Regions from separate parts of the Homo sapiens genome. Here regions 1 and 3 are each linked to region 2. A link is a contact called in ENCODE Hi-C or POLR2A ChIA-PET data. All regions are on one chromosome and are shown on one strand. The core of a region is the stretch at or near the end of the contact, and the rest is flanking DNA. Distances in the headings are between cores, read along the strand shown. Region 1 holds the start of SNHG20 (small nucleolar RNA host gene 20). Region 2 holds the start of USP36 (ubiquitin specific peptidase 36). Region 3 overlaps TBC1D16 (TBC1 domain family member 16).

Region 1 (3,092 bases), core at 570-3,069, 1.8 Mb before region 2:
AGGCTCCCCTCCTGGGGCACCCGGCTTCTGCTCCAACCAGGTGAGCCCAATGCCTGCCTGAAGCCACTTGCGTTGTTTACAAACCTGTTTACTCCAGTTAAGCTGATTATACAATTATATCCTTTCATTCTTATGTAAACTCATGAAATATGGTAAAACAAAACAGAACTGTAGCTCCTCCATCAAAACAAAAATGTAAGTTAAATATTTCCAAGTTAATAAAACTAACAGTATGTATTGTTGAATGTGAGTGAGACAACTCAAAGACATTGTGAAGGAGGTGCGGTCATAAAAATCTCGCTCTGTCACCCAAGCTGGAGTGCAGTGGCACGGTCTTTATTTTATTTTATTTTATTTTATTTTTTGAGACGGAGTTTCTCTGTTGTTGCCCAGGCTAGAGTGCAATGGCGCAATCTCGGCTCACCGCAACCTCCACCTGCCTGGTTCAAGCAATTCTCTTGCCTCAGCCTCCCAAGTAGCTGGGATTACAGGCATGCACCACCACGCCTGGCTAATTTTTTGTAATTTTAGTAGAGACGGGGTTTCTCCATGTCGGTCAGGCTGGTCTCAAACTCCCGACCACAGGTGATCTGCCCGCCTTGGCCTCCCAAAGTGCTGGAATTACAGGGTCGAGCCACCATGCCTGGCCTCAGTGGTGCAGTCTTGGCTCACTGCACCCTCCGCCTCCTGGGTTCAAGCGATTCTCCTGCCTCAGACTCCCAAGTAGCTGGGATTACAAGTGTGTGCCACCACACCTGGCTAATTTTGTATTTTTAGTAGAGATGGAGTTTCACCAGGTTGGTCAGGCTGGTTTCGAACTCCCAACATCAAGTGATCCATCTGCCTCGGCCTCCCAAAGTGTACCTGGCCTTTTTTTTTTAATGGTTATTTCTTGGTGATATGTTAAACAAGGGGTGGATTATTCATGCCTCCCCTTTTTAGACCATGTAGGGTAACTTCCTGACGTTGCCACGGCATTTGTAAACTGTCATGGCGCTGGTGGGCGTGTACCAGTGAGGGCAACCAGAGGTCACTCTCATAGCCATCTTGGTTTTGGAGGATTTTGGCCGTCTTCTTTACTGCAGCCTGTTTGATCAGCAAGGTCTTTATGAGCTGTATGACCTAGCAATGCATCCAAGTAGGTCTCAGCTTTATTTTACCCAGCCCCTATTCAAGATGGAGTTGCTCTGGTTCAAACGCCTCTGAGACAAGGTCCAGCAATTCTTCCTTGGTTGTGGGATTAGACTCAGAGCAAGATTCCTGTTCGTTGCTTCCTGTGCCCACAGACAGTGAACTGTCGGGAATCTACCAGGTCTTTTGGAGCAATAGGCTTTTCAGGGGGTATCCCAATAGGCCAGGACGGCCTGCATCTTCACGTAGCCCCTCTGCTCTTGAGCTTTCTCCTTCCTGCCACCTGGGGTGGTGGAAAGGGCATTGGGTTTGGAGCAGAAATGACTTAGGTGTGAACCCAGCTCTGCCACTTCCTGGCCGGCTGTGCTTGGAAAAGTAACCAAGCATCTCCGGAGCGCCCCACTTCTCATCTACAAGACAGGAGTGGTCTTTGCACTTAATTCAGAGGGTTGCATGAGGAGTAGAGAGATAATGCTTTCACGGCTCCAGGAACCCAGCGGGCTTTCAAGAAATGGGATGTTCCTTCTGATTCCCTCGCTCCAGGGCCCTCCCCTCTGGCCCAGGCTCTAGTCCCCATTAATCACACCGCGCGGGCTGCGACCCCTTTAAGTCCGGCTTGGATGACCCAGATCCAAAGTCATCGACTCTCTAGCTGCTATCTCTATGGTAAGTTATCACTTCCGGCCGGAAGTTGCTGACGGAGCTACTTCCGCCCAGGGGAGTGGGAAGTAAGTGGAGACACGTGCTTTGGCCTGTTGGAGGGGAAACCCGCTCTCGCCTCCTGGTGGTCGCCGACTCGCAGTCCGCAGGATGACTCAGGGCAGCCCTGACCACAGTTCCGCCGCCATCGGCCCTAGCCTGCGGAATTGGGCTCGCCCCGGGACGATAACAGAGCTCTGCCGGGGGCTGGAGGCACTGACCGGGTGACCAGAGACCCAGAGACCAGACCCCCTCCACGGCGCCCGGGATTTCGGGGACGGCTTCTCCCATCGCAAGTAGGGCTTGGACGGGAGGCGACAAAAGAGAACTTGGTCCGCACACAGCCACCGAAATTGGAATGAGGAGCTGTAGGGAGGCCCCGTAGCCAGCAGAAAAGCATTGGGGTCCCTGGCTGGGTTAGCCCAGGTTTCTAGGAGTGTGGTAAGCGTCGAATGACTTTTGTCCTTTTAAAGCACATTATGTTACTTTTTCCCCCAAGGTTTCAACAGAAAATGAGAAATATCCCCCGACGATTGGCTGAAAACATGCAGCAACCACTATTTTCTTCCTGCCCCTCGTTGATGAGAGCATTCGAAGTGACCTCAGCAGGGCATCCAGGTATGTCAAGCATGGTGACAAAGTGTTCAGGTCAGACGGTCTGGGGAAAGGCTCCTGTGTTGTTGAGCCTGCCAAGTTGTGGGTGCAGCATGGTACCAGGCAGCCCAACCCTGACCTAAAGTAAATTCCCGGAAGAAGTCTTTCCTGGGTTTTGAATTTGCAGTAACAGGTGTGAGCATTCTAGCAGCAGTTTGATGATCATGTATGATACTGCAAACAGGACCTACGTTTAAAGAAAATGGTTGTAGTTAGTATCAGAGAGCCCTTGCTTTTCAAAACTTCATAAACAATGTTACTGTCATGTCTTTCATTCAATAAACATTTGTTGATACATTGGCCTGACATCATGTTAAATGTTACGGATACAGAGATGAAGAAAACAGTCATGGCCCTTGTTCTCTGGGAACTACAACCCAGTTAGGGAGACAAGGTTAAATGATCACACTTAAGAGGGCATAATTCAGCCAGGTGCAGTGGCTCATGCCTGTAATCCCAGCACTTTGGGAGGCCGAGGCGGGTGGATCACCTGATGTCAGGAGTTCGAGACCAGTCTGGCCAACATGATGAAACCCCATTTCTACTAAAAATACAAAAAATTAGCTGGGCATGGTGGCATGTGCCTGTAATCCCAGCTACTCAGGAGG
Region 2 (3,059 bases), core at 162-2,661:
AAATGTGTAAGGAAATGATCTCAGAATAAAAGCCATCTACAAAGTGAAGACATCCAGTCGTATTAAAAACTCCCCACAATATCACTGCTTTCGGTTAGGACTCACATCTACCCTGGAAGGTGAGAACTCTGTCATGCACAACCAACGCTTGAGAACCACTTAGGGAGGGGATAAACGAACCTTGGGAGATGTAACCCAGTTTCACTCGAGATAAGTAACTTTGAACTTAACCCACTCCTTAATGTAGATGCAGAGATTTTGAACACAATTTTTCAAGTGGGACAGGTCAATCTCTACTTCACCAATTCCACCTAAAACATTAAGCAATAACCTAAACAACGCTCGCTCGCTCTCTGACGTGTAGGAGCCCGAGACAAGTGTTCCTGTAATCACTAGCAATCCCTCCGACGCACACACCATCCACACTCTACCCAACTCAGGAAGGATGCTCTCTCTTGTCCAAGGACAGCACAGGCCTCATCCACATTTCCACCTGCGCGAACCCCAGCCAGCACCATTTAGGCTCATTCCCGCTCCCTCCTCCTTCTAAAGTCACTTTTCCAGGATGAACTGCAACGGACGCTCGCAGGGTCAACCACGTGCTGGGGAGAGGAGCCCACGGAAGCAGCGGCCTCCCGGGGCCCAGCGCCGCGCTCCAGGGGCCTCCCGGGCGACTCCGCAGCGCCTGCCCCGAGCCCGGCCGCGGACACAGCGACCCGAGCACCTCTCCCCGAGCATGGCTCCGTGGCGAGCGTTACGTAAACGGGGGCGCGCGGAGTCTCCCCTCTCGTGTGTCTGGGTTTGGCGGCCGCCACTCCAGCCCCAGGCCCAGGACCCCCACGCCACCCGCCAGAAGCAGCAGCATCGGAACCGCACCCCGCCCCGGGCTCCATGGCCTCCTCCGCAACCACGAGGAAGGTGCCCGCCCCGGGGCCGCACCCGCCCCGCTGAGCTCTGCGGCCGCACGCGACGCCCTCGCCCTGATTCCGACTTCAACCTCTCCGAAGTTGACCTGAATCCTGCACAGACAGCGGGCCCCGGCGACCCCCATCACCGGCCCGGAGCCCGGGGGACGGCGGAGACCGGCGAGGACAGCCCGGCCCCGGACCCTCCTCGGGAATACCCGGGCTCTGGAGAAGCGAGCTCGCGAGCGGGCGGAGCATCCCGGGTCCTCCTCGGGGACGGCCGAAGCCCTGCGCGGACCCGCGCCCACGTTCTCCCTGAGCGTCCCGGCTGCGCCCGCCAGCCCTTCCCGCGCCCCAGGCCTCGCGGAACCCCCCGCCCCGGTCTCGTCCCCAGGCCTGCGCACCGCCCCGACCCGACCCCAGCCTACCCCGGCCTCTCCGCGGGCGCGCCACAAGCCTACGCAGCCCTGGCGACTCCTTCGGCCCGCGGCCCAGCACGCGCACCATCCGGGCCTCCGGCGCCTCACACACGTGTCACCGCGACGCTTAAAGGCGCCGCACCCAGCGTTCGCGCTGCGCTAACTCCGAAAGGGTTGGGAGGCTTTAAGAGGCGGGGCTAGATTCCGCTAACTCCCTGTCCCCGCCCACCGCCGCTTCCGTGTCGCCTACGTCACCTCCCCATCACGGGACCCCGCCAGCCTACGTGATGACGCAAGTGCGCAGAGCCACAGGCGCTCCCGCCCCTGTGCCGCGGCAGGGTGACGTCTCCGCAGCGCACTAGAGGTGCCGCTACTTCCGGGTCGGCCGAGCACACCTGGCGGCGTGGCGGACGCCTGAAGTGTGACAGTGGCGCGCGCCCCCGCCCCAGAACGGGGACTCGAGGGACTTTGCCCACCCCTGCAACAGCCCTCCCGCGCTGTCTCCCGGGCAGGGAGAAGGCTGGGCTCCCCCACCTGCCCCTGGCCGTCAGGTGGCTGTGGAGAAGCGGAGGCGCGGGCGCTCGGCCTTAACGTCCCGGGCTCTGGGGCCATCCGTGACTCCCACACGCGGAGCACCTGCAGTTTGGGGAGGGAGGGATCTGGGAGCGATCGGCCAAAGCCTGGGGCTGCCGAGGAAATGGCTCTTCGGAATTAGGGATCTGAGAGTGTGAGATTTGACCTTTGTAGGCTGGTGGCGGCTGTGCAATCTCTAGCTCCACCCACTCCCTCCAAAAGCTTTGTCCTCTGACAGCTCTGCGAAGGTTTTAGCTGAGTATTTGTGAGCACGTATTTCTTTTGCAGTATTTTTAAAAATCCTCTTGATCTGAGGCAACTTCGCTGGCTTCCTCCCCATTCCCTTGGGCAGGTTGAGAGTGTTGGTTCCTGGCCTGACCTCAGAAACTCAGAGAAGCACAGGATGGGCATAAACTACTTTATCCAAAAGGCAGAACTTTGCAAACACAGTCGTATCTGCTGTGTCTTTTTTGATGTAAGTAGGAATGATGAGTAGGGTGAAGTCACAGGTAAACAACCCAAAACGAATTTCCATGCCCTCCCCACGGATCCTAAAGCAGGGACTGGAGATGGGGAGAGAGGCTAGATGTACTTGGAACAAAATTCACCTTGTATTTATTACCTGGGCGCTGGTGTTTTTTGAAAAAAGCAAACAAGATAACCATATTAGTCTGATGCTGAGACTATGCCCTATCTGTAAGAATCCTTGGGCTGGGCGCGGTGGCTCACCCTTGTAATCCCAACACTTGGAGGCCAAGGTGGGCGGATCACCTGAGGTCAGGAGTTCGAGACCAGCATGGCCAACATGGTGAAACCCCGTCTCTACTAAACATACAAAAATTAGCTGGGTGTGGTGGTGGGCGCCTGTAATCCCAGCTACTCAGGAGGCTGAGGCACGAGAATCCCTTGAACCTAGGAGGCGGAGGTTGCAGCGAGCTGAGATGTCGCCACTGCACTCCAGCCTGGGCGACAGAGCGAGACTCCGTCTCAAAAGAAAAGAAAAGAAAAGAAAAAAAGGCAGGGCACAGTGGCTCACGCCTGTAATCCTAGCACTTTGGGAGGCCGAGGCAGGCAGATCGCTTGAGGTCAGGAATTCCAGACCAGCCTGGCCAACATGGTGAAAACCTGTCTCTACTAAAAATACAAAAATTAGCTGGGTATG
Region 3 (2,756 bases), core at 77-2,576, 1.2 Mb after region 2:
ATCACGAGCCATTAGGGAAATGCTGATTAAAACCACAATGAGATGTCACTACACACCCATCAGGATGCTTAAAAAAAATAATAGTGACAACCTCAAATACTGATGAGGATGTGGAGAAACAAGGCACTCGTAAATTTCTGGTGGGAGTGTAAAACGGCCCAGCCACTCTATGCAACAGTTTAGCAATTGCTTTAAAAACTAAGCACATAGGCCGGGAACGGTGGCTCACGCTTGCAATCCCAGCACTTTGGGAGGCCGAGGCGGGAGGATTGCTTGAGCCCAGGAGTTCGAGACCAGCCTGAGCAACATGGCAAAAACCCTGTCTCTATTTTTACTAGATAAAAAACGTATTTTAAAAAACTAATCACACAATCAATCCACATATGACTCGGCAAGTGCATTTGTGGGAATTTATCCTAGAGAAACGAAAACTTAGGTTCCAACAAAACCCCACACATGAATGTTCCTAGTAGCTTTATTCACAGTCGCCCCTGAATGGGAAGCCATGGTTCATGTCCATCAGTCCGTGAGCGCGTGGACCGTGGGGTGCTGCTACTCAGCAGTAGAAAGGAACAAGTTCTTGACACACAGGACAGCTTGGATAGAGCTTCACAGGATGATGCTGAACCAAAAAAAGTCCATCTCAAAGCTGACATCATGCAGGGTTCCAGTTACGTAAAATTCTTACAGAGGAGTGGTTGCCCTGTGCCAGGGCAGCGTGGAGGAACCCTGCGGTGGGGGAGTGGTTCTGCGTCTAGCTAGTGGTAGTAGTTGCCGGAAGCTACATGTATCCCAGTGGCACAGGATTCTAAACACACAAGCACAGATGGGTGCCTGTAATACCCGTGAGACCTGTGGACTGTACCAACCTCAATTTCCTGGTTTGGAGAGTGTACTATGCTTCTATGCAGGATGTCACCATGGGGGGAAGTGGGTGAAGGGTGTATAGGGCCTCCCGGTACTTTTTTTTTTTTTGCAACTTCCTGTAGTTACTTCGAAATAAAAACTTTTAAACGTGGCTAATGGAAAATTTTAAATCACAGAGGTGGCTCACGTTACATTTCTATTGGGCACTGTTAGCCTAAACCGGGGGATCCACAAACCATGGCCCGAGGGCCAAATTGAGGCTGCCCTCTGCCTCTGTACAGCCCATGAACGAAGACTTTTTTAAATGAATAGACTTTCTTTTTTAGAGCGATTTTAGGTTCACAGAAAAACTGAGCAGAGTACAGCGAGTTTCCCCTCAATGTACACACTTTCCCATACCATTAATGTCTTGCATTTGCGTGGTACATTTGCTGTAACTGATGAGCCAATATTGATACATTATCAGTAATAACTGACGTTCAGGGCTTCTACTAGGTTCACTCTTGGTGTTGTACAGTCTATGGGGTTTCAGAGACACAGTGGCAGGCGTCCATCATTGCAGCCTCACACAGAATAGTGTCACTGCAGCCGGGCGCGGTGGCTCACGCCTGTAATCCCAGCACTGTGGGAGGCCAAGGAGGGTGCATCACCTGAGGTCAGGAGTTCAAGATCAGCCTGGCCAACGTGGTGAAACCCCGTCTCTACTGAAAATACAAAAATTAGCTGGGTGTGGTGGCGGGAGCCTGGAATCCCAGCTACTCAAGAGGCTGAGGCAGGAAAATCGCTTGAACCCAGGAGGTGGAGGTTGCAGTGAGCTAAGATTGTGCCATTGCACTTCAGCTTGGGCACAAAGAGCAAAACTCTGTCTCAAAAAAAAAAAAAAAAAAAAAAGACAAGAAAAGAAAAGGAAAAAGAATAGTGTCGCTGCCTTTGGAATCCAGTATCTGCCCATTTATCTTTTTCTCCTCTTGAGCCCCCAGCAGGTGTTGATCTGTTTACTGTCTTCACAATTTTGCCTTTTCCAGAATGTCCTAGAGCTGGAATCATGCAGCTTGCAGCCTTTTCAGACTGGTGTTTTTTGTTTTTTTTGAGATAGGGTCTCACTCTGTGACCCAGGTTGGAGGGCAGTGGTGCAATCTAAGCTCACTGCAACCTCCGCATTCTGGGCTCAAGCAATCCTCCTGCCTCAGCCCCCCAAGTAGCTGGGACTACATGTGTGAGCCACCATGCCCGGCTAATTTTTGTATTATTATTATAATTTTTTTTTTTTTTTTTTGTAGAGACAAGGTTTCACCATGTTGCCCAGGCTGGTCTCCTGAGCTCAAGTGATCACCCACCTCGGCCTCCCAAAGCGCTGGGATTACAGGTGTGAGCCACCGCACCCGGCCCAGATTGGCTTCTTCCACGTAGCAATGTACATTTCAGCATCCTCCACATCTGCTCAAGGCTTGACAGCTCATTTCCTTTTATCCATAAACAATATTCCCTTGCAGGGAAGCGCCACCGTTCGCACATCCACCCACCACCACAGGGTATCCTGACTGCTTCCACCGCGCCCGTATGAATGAAGTGGTTACAAACACCTGCGTGCAGGTTTCATGTGAAGGATGGTTTTGAACATTTTTAAATGTTGAAAAAAATCCAGAGGAGAATATTTCACAACACATGAAAATTATATGAAATTCCACTTTCAGTATCCTTAATAAAACGTGAATGGGGCTGGGCGCGGTGGCTCACGCCTGTAACCCCAGCACTCTGGGAGGCCGAGGCGGGGGGATTACCTGAGGTCAGGAATTTGAGACCAGCCCGGCCAACACGGCGAAACCCCATCTCTAGTAAAAATACAAAAATTAGCCGTGTGTGGTGGTGGGCACCTGTAGTCCCAGCTA

The links. Hi-C counts contacts between places; a loop is a spot of excess contacts on that map. ChIA-PET counts read pairs that join two places held with the same protein, here RNA polymerase II (POLR2A). Pooled maps may share reads with other maps.
Region 1: a map of B cell shows a loop between it and region 2 (32-fold over the local background). The contact joins the promoter of SNHG20 here to the promoter of USP36 in region 2. A Hi-C loop is called at or near these places in 1 of 168 maps with a recorded cell type or tissue (B cell), 1 of 37 single-sample maps with no recorded cell type and 6 of 50 pooled maps.
Region 3: a loop to region 2 is called in a pooled map, with 8 times the contacts of the local background. The contact joins the enhancer-like site here to the promoter of USP36 in region 2. A Hi-C loop is called at or near these places in 4 of 50 pooled maps. POLR2A ChIA-PET finds 5 or more read pairs at or near these places in 2 of 52 experiments (A549 and activated CD4-positive, alpha-beta T cell).

What each region holds. Positions count from the first base shown.
Region 1 is chr17:77,086,824-77,089,915 of GRCh38, forward strand. SNHG20 (small nucleolar RNA host gene 20) reads left to right here and starts at 1,820. Exons shown (of 3, transcript NR_027058.1): 1 at 1,820-2,126; 2 at 2,330-2,448. It overlaps MIR6516 (microRNA 6516), which reads left to right and starts at 2,594; the gene lies at 2,594-2,674. It also overlaps a transcript of SEC14L1 not described here and SCARNA16. RefSeq lists enhancers at 1,226-2,425, 1,692-2,001, 1,922-2,856, 2,192-2,301.
Region 2 is chr17:78,839,403-78,842,461 of GRCh38, forward strand. USP36 (ubiquitin specific peptidase 36) reads right to left here and starts at 1,412. Exons shown (of 21, transcript NM_001385174.1): 1 at 1,334-1,412. LOC124904067 (a long non-coding RNA gene) reads left to right here and starts at 1,712. Exons shown (of 2, transcript XR_007065923.1): 1 at 1,712-3,059. RefSeq lists silencers at 820-1,339, 1,800-1,899 and an enhancer at 1,490-1,679.
Region 3 is chr17:79,996,390-79,999,145 of GRCh38, forward strand. The region is part of intron 3 of TBC1D16 (TBC1 domain family member 16); the gene reads right to left. Among named protein-coding and RNA genes, the nearest start is that of TBC1D16, 38 kb to the right of the region's middle. Within about 2 kb of position 1,327, at least 11 of the 41 ENCODE cell types and tissues checked have a DNase peak (open chromatin) inside an H3K27ac peak, as active enhancers do.